Linked DNA regions of Mus musculus: region 2 is linked to region 1. Evidence: chromatin loops called from intact Hi-C (ENCODE). Cell type or tissue: gastrocnemius. All regions are shown on one strand. Each heading gives the region's core, and the rest is flanking DNA. Links, peaks and the distances in the headings are about the cores only.

Region 1 (2,929 bases), core at 104-2,603:
TATTATGGATTCACTTACTCTGTCCCCCTTCTCTTTTAAAGTAAGTATATTGTACTTGTGCATTCTTGAAGGAAAGTATATTTTAGAGTATTGCTCTATATTAAACATACCTTTTAAAATGCTATTCTTAGTTATGAATTGTGTGTGTGTGTGTGGGGGGGGGGGAGTGACATATGTGAGTACATATGCTTGTGGAGTCCCAAAGAAGACATTGGATCTCCTGGACATGGATGGAGTTTTAGGCTTGTAAGCTGCTTGACATTGAGTGTTAGAAATGAAACCTGGGTCCTCTGGAAGAGCAATACATGCTGTTAACCAATGACCAATCTCTCCAACCCATTAAATTTATCTCTGGTCTTACACACAGTTATGAATATCTTCTTTGAGACAGGACATATGTAACCATATTATGTACAAAAAGAGATAATATGTAATTATCTTACTACCTGTATGTATACCATAATATATTGGGGAGAAAAACATTCAGGGAGACTGGGGAGATGTTTTAATGGATGAATATTTGCAGTACAAGCAAGAGAATCTGCATTTGAATCCTTTGCATTCACGCAGACACATGCTGTATCTAGTTGGTCTCAAGGTCAGAGATCAGTCTACCTCAGCCTCCCAAGTGCTGGGATTAAAGGCGTGTACCACCACTATCTAGCTAATTATCTTATAATATTAGTCCTTATGTTCATTAGTAATCAATCTTTCTGCCTGTTGGTATTAAAATGTTTAGTCATTTAAAAAAATAGGCCATACATCGTTGGTTTGACTAGAGCGGTTCCATTTCATAGCAGTTGTCCAACCCAACTATTAACAGTGCTCTTTTAGTCTGAAGGTTTAGGTTCTATCAGATATGGCCAACTTAATTTTAGGTTATTAAGTTTAAAGATATCTTGAGCTTGGTAAAGAAAAATTCAAACAGGATAAGTCCTTAATACTAACACAATGGTAGACTAAGGATTAAGCAATTCCTAGTTCTCTAATAAGAAGTACAATTTGGAATGGGACTGCAAAGAGATATTTTGGCTTCCGCATTAAGTAACCTACAACCCTTAATGCAAATTATATGATCTCCATTTGCCTGAATTTACTTGTATGTAAAGATGAGGTCAAACCAGGGCTAAATGGAAGGAAATATCATTTCCTTCAAATCTTTCTATCATGTAAGTCCATGACAGAAATACTGAAGTCATGACAATGTCAATTCTCATTTTCTTGTTCAATTTTTTTTTTTAAACAAAACATCATACGCTTAGGTAGCAGCCATATATGACACACACACACACACAGGTCAGCGATCAACTTGAAGGAATGTTCTCTTCCCACCATGTTGAGTTCTGGTGATCAAACACTTATGGCAAGTGCTCTTCCGTCATCCACATCTCACCAGCCCTACATACGGTTTTATAGGTGATTTGCTAGTCACCAAGGAGTAGCAACTTAAATTTCTTATCTGGAGTTCCTAGAAAGACCAAAACCAATCCACGTCTCTCAAAACTAATACCTTTCTCAGTAATCACGTTATTTCACTGAAGTAGCTCTGGCAAATATCACCAACAATCAAATGGCAACTCAAAGCCAGCTGGCTAATCCTTTTCTTTGAGGCATGGAATAGTTTTTTTTGTTTGTTTGTTTTTCAAAAAGTTCTAGCCTAACTCTAGTTACCTTAAGTTTTATGCTCCTTTGTATCCTGTCTTTTATGTGTTGATATTTGTATTGGGTATTTAACCAACCTGTTTTTTCATCTGACAGTCCCTGTATTATCTTTTGGGTCTTTAGCACCACCTCAAAGAACATTCAGCTATACTTGTGGTCCAGGTTACACCTTAATTTCAGACATCCAATTGCTACTTTTACAGTTAAATCTAGTGCCTCCAGAACTTCTCACATGTTATCACCTATTCTGGCTAAGAAGTACCCTTGTTTACATGAAAAAATATCTACTTGGTCTTACAGATTTGGTCTTTAAAATTTGAAGTTCAAGCCTGCATCATCTCTTCCTTCTGAAATATCAAGTTGCAATGCAGAGAAGATGAAAAGGGCAATAAAGCTAGGTATGGTAGTATAAGCTTGTAATCTCCGTGTTCAGGAGGCTGAGGGATATGAGTTCAAAGTCAATATAAGAAACACAGTGTACAAAACTAATAAACAGGCAGGAAGAGCACTGTAAACTCAATGTTCTTTAGCTTAAATCTAATAGATGGTTTCACATTAACTACAAATGCAAACATTCCATATGGCAAGAAAAGCTTTCCAGTGTTGAGTCTTTAGCTCTTTTCAAACTGTCTTTTGCCATTCCTTCAACCTCAGCCACATTTGGAATTCCCAAATCAGCTTGTCCTGTTAGGTATGATGATGCTGAAATGCATGCCCCAATGTCACTCCTGCTAGTTGATCTCTAAGCTCCCAGGATATATATATATATCCCTTCCTAGATGTATATAAAAAGGCTAGAAAGCAGGAATCACATTTTACTCATGTGTGTGATAAATATGTAGAATAAATGAAATTCCACATAATTTTATGGCATGGCATATATGTAGCCTTCCCATCAGACACACAATAAAAATAGTATTTCATATCTAGAAGACACCTCATTTCACTTAAGCTGCTACATTATTTGGTCCTTAATTTTGATTAGTCAATTACTAGTACTTTGAAAGGTCCTAATTATCAGTTCATTGTTTTGTAAATGTGACTTTGGTTTTATTTTAAAATGTAAACTTAGAATTTTGTATTAACTTAAATAATAGGTTAGGCAAATCAAATTGCAATACTGATACTCATTAAAAGTAACTTTTAATCAGTGCCAATGAGAAAAGAATTTTGTTGGCACTTGGATCAACATGTGCTTTGTTATTTATATATTATGTATGAAATGAGCTTCTTTCTCAATGCATATACTATGATGCAAATTTGTTTC
Region 2 (2,929 bases), core at 97-2,596, 140 kb before region 1:
CGAGCTCTGGTCACATATGCATATGAGTAATACTACATGGACACAGAAGGCTGTATATACACATGTAAAGATATATGCATATAAATATATATGTATCTGTGTGTAGCTATAATAAAGATCATGGATTTTGGAGAAAGAAGGGAGACACAGGAGGAGTTAGTGGGAGAAGGGAAGGCTGGGAGTGATGGAGATGCAGTGCTCATTTATGAAGTGCTAAAAAAAAAAAACTATTTTGAAAAATGGTCAAGAAAAATCTAGCTAGGATTCCCTCCCCAAATCCACAAGGTGAGAAGAACTCTTATAAGTAGTTAGGCTGAGCCACACTCTCCCAGTATTTGTCTATCTGGAAGCTTCCATCCAGTTGAGAAGAACCTTTGAGTATGTAGTTACTGGAGCAAGGCAGATATGCCCAGCCTAGCAGTGGGGACATCCAAAGAACAGTCACTGGCATGATCCTTATCCTAACTTAGAACCAGGTACTTGTATTCTTCTATTTATTCATGAGCTCTGTTGAGACAGCTGGCCTCAACCCTCTTGCCTCAGCCTCCTGAAAAACTGAAACTATATACATACATGATACCCTGTTTGTAATATTATTATTATTATTATTATTATTATCATTATTATTATTATTTGTCTTGTAGTTACCCTGAAGTTAATCTTTTATTATTTTTCCCATGGCCTCTAAGCAATGATATCTTGGAAATTGCAGACTAGTCATATATTTTAAATGACACATCTTAAAATAAACATATTCAGTGATTTTCAGTGAAGGTTGGTTAGCATTCTTAAGTCTCACTTGGAGAAAGTTGTGAAATATGATCCACAGCACAGATGAGAGCAGCCTCCTTCTCCCTGAATTCCTCCTTCCATTAGCAATGCATTACAAAAGTGGAGGAAGAGCATGAGCCTTACCACATGGCAAAAGGTATAAAAAGATGAAGAAATGTTTTGCCATCATGTTTTGAGATCCAGGCTGGCAGTAAGACATATTTATGTGGGCTGCAGGAGAGAGGTAGAAAGCAAGCTGTCTCTGTGATATTTCTCTCTGTGTCTAATGCCTGTTCCTTCTGGCTTGACAGATCTTCCCTGGAGCAGAGGGCTGGCCAATGCCCAGGTACCTGGGCTCCTGTGGTAGATTCCTGGTCAGTACCAGTACCAGACCATTGCAAGAATTTTATGATGCCTCTCCAGAGCAAGCTGCTGACCTTGCCTACCAACTCCTCAGGGTCCTGGAATCCCTGAGGAGCAATGACTTGAACTATTTCTTCTATTTCACCCATGTTGATGCAGGCATGTTTGGCATCTTTGACAATGGGCATCTGTTCATCCGAGATGCCAGTGCGCTAGGCATCATCGACAAGCAGGAAGGTACGCAGCATGGGCTTGGCTGAGCAGCTGTCAAGGGGGATATCAGGGTGACCAAAGCTAAGGAGGGGTGACCTGGGGTCACACTCCTGGGACTTTATACTCTGTGTGTCACTGAGTAATCAAACTTTGGGGGATGTTAGCAGCCATAAAACAATGCCCCCTCTCCCCATTTGAATTTTGGTTTCATCTTCAATCCCAAACAGAAAGTGAGCTTGGCCTTGCCTATGAGAAACATTGTCCATTGTGGTATGAACCCTGATGAGCCCTCCCAGGATGGTTCTGTATCTCACTCATACACAAGTCACAGGTCCTTCTCTCCCTCAAGCTTTTCTCCTTAGATGTTCTTAGCCTTCATTTAAGACCCAATTGTCGGCCTGTTGCACTAGTACACTTTGCAATCAGTGTTGATACACTGACTGTAAAGATTGAAACTTAAAATACAAGGAACCGAATGAGATGTGTGAGTGAATTGTGTTTCTCGGTGTTTATAAGGCTCAACCAGTGTTCTAAAGCCCATTAACCCCCAGTTTCTCAAGGTGACCAAATATGCTGAGCACAATAATAGGACAAGAAACTTTTCTCATTTATGACACTTTTTTTTACAAAGTGCAAAGATAGAGAAAACAAACCCTTTTTCTCACTTCCTGATTTACCTTTATTAAGAAGAATCAAATTAGAAGAAAGGTTGATTCCAGAATATTCAGGCTATGCAAACATTGGTCCCATTGCAGTCTGCTGAAGGCATATTATGAATGATATACCCCCTCCAACTTTCTATTTTAAATATTCAATGAAACCAATCCTAATAGCATCCTTACTTCCCTAATTCAGTAATCCAGATTTCTACAATTATAGCCCAGCTTCTGGGGGACAGTGGATTCCCCACACTTGCACCTTAGCCTAATTGCCAGAGAACATTATGCAGTGCTGTTCTCTGAAGGGGCTATTGCATTCCTGAGCCCTAAATCTTCTCGTGATAGGAAAATAGGTGAAGCCCTTCTCTCAGCAGTTCTAATTGGCAGTGCCCCACCCTATCCTACCCCACCTCCCACATGCAAGAATAGTTTGTACAGTATCTGATAGTTTCTATTTCTCTTCTAGGCAGCCAAGCAGCTGCCAGGACTGGAGAAAATGAAGACATTTTTAGCTGCCTGGTTTCTGACTGCCAGATCCAGCTGTCCTCCTGTGACACTGTCCCTGAGAAGCAAAGCCTTGTGCTGGTGTGTCAGCAGCTGCTGCCTCAACTTCTCCAGGGAAAGTTTCCCTCCCCTGTGCAAAAGGAAATAGACTCTGCTCTCAGCCTGTGCAGCAAGGATAACAGCACAGACCTAGAAGTTCTTGGGGCTACCAGTTGGCTGAAGGACATCTTAAGATCTTTGAGAACCTGTGATCCTAGATTTGCCTACCGTTACCCAGACTGCAAGTATAATGATAGATTCTGAGTGGCTGAAGGGACAATCTGCAAGCTCTTCCATGTCCTTGGTTGAATTACTGCCAAATTATAAGAAGCAATTCCATTTTGAATATTTAAGTACATTAATTTCCTAAGAAACACACA

Evidence for each region. Hi-C counts contacts between places; a loop is a spot of excess contacts. Peaks named below come from ENCODE experiments on the same cell type or tissue, not always from the same donor. Only the 100,000 strongest peaks of a DNase experiment are listed, where the experiment ranks them.
Region 2: a loop joins it to region 1, with 4 times the contacts of the local background. A loop is called at or near these places in 4 of 42 quality-filtered maps.

The regions. Positions count from the first base shown.
Region 1 is chrX:18,281,059-18,283,987 of GRCm38, reverse strand. No RefSeq gene overlaps it. Among named protein-coding and RNA genes, the nearest start is that of Kdm6a, 120 kb to the right of the region's middle. In gastrocnemius, for the core only: no CTCF peak of the experiment used is centred there; no DNase peak of the experiment used is centred there.
Region 2 is chrX:18,418,790-18,421,718 of GRCm38, reverse strand. Dipk2b (divergent protein kinase domain 2B) reads left to right here. Exons shown (of 5, transcript NM_175228.4): 4 at 1,083-1,371; 5 at 2,473-2,929. The coding sequence ends at 2,813. Among named protein-coding and RNA genes, the nearest start is that of Dipk2b, 41 kb to the left of the region's middle. In gastrocnemius, for the core only: no CTCF peak of the experiment used is centred there; DNase peaks (open chromatin) are centred at 1,129 and 1,350.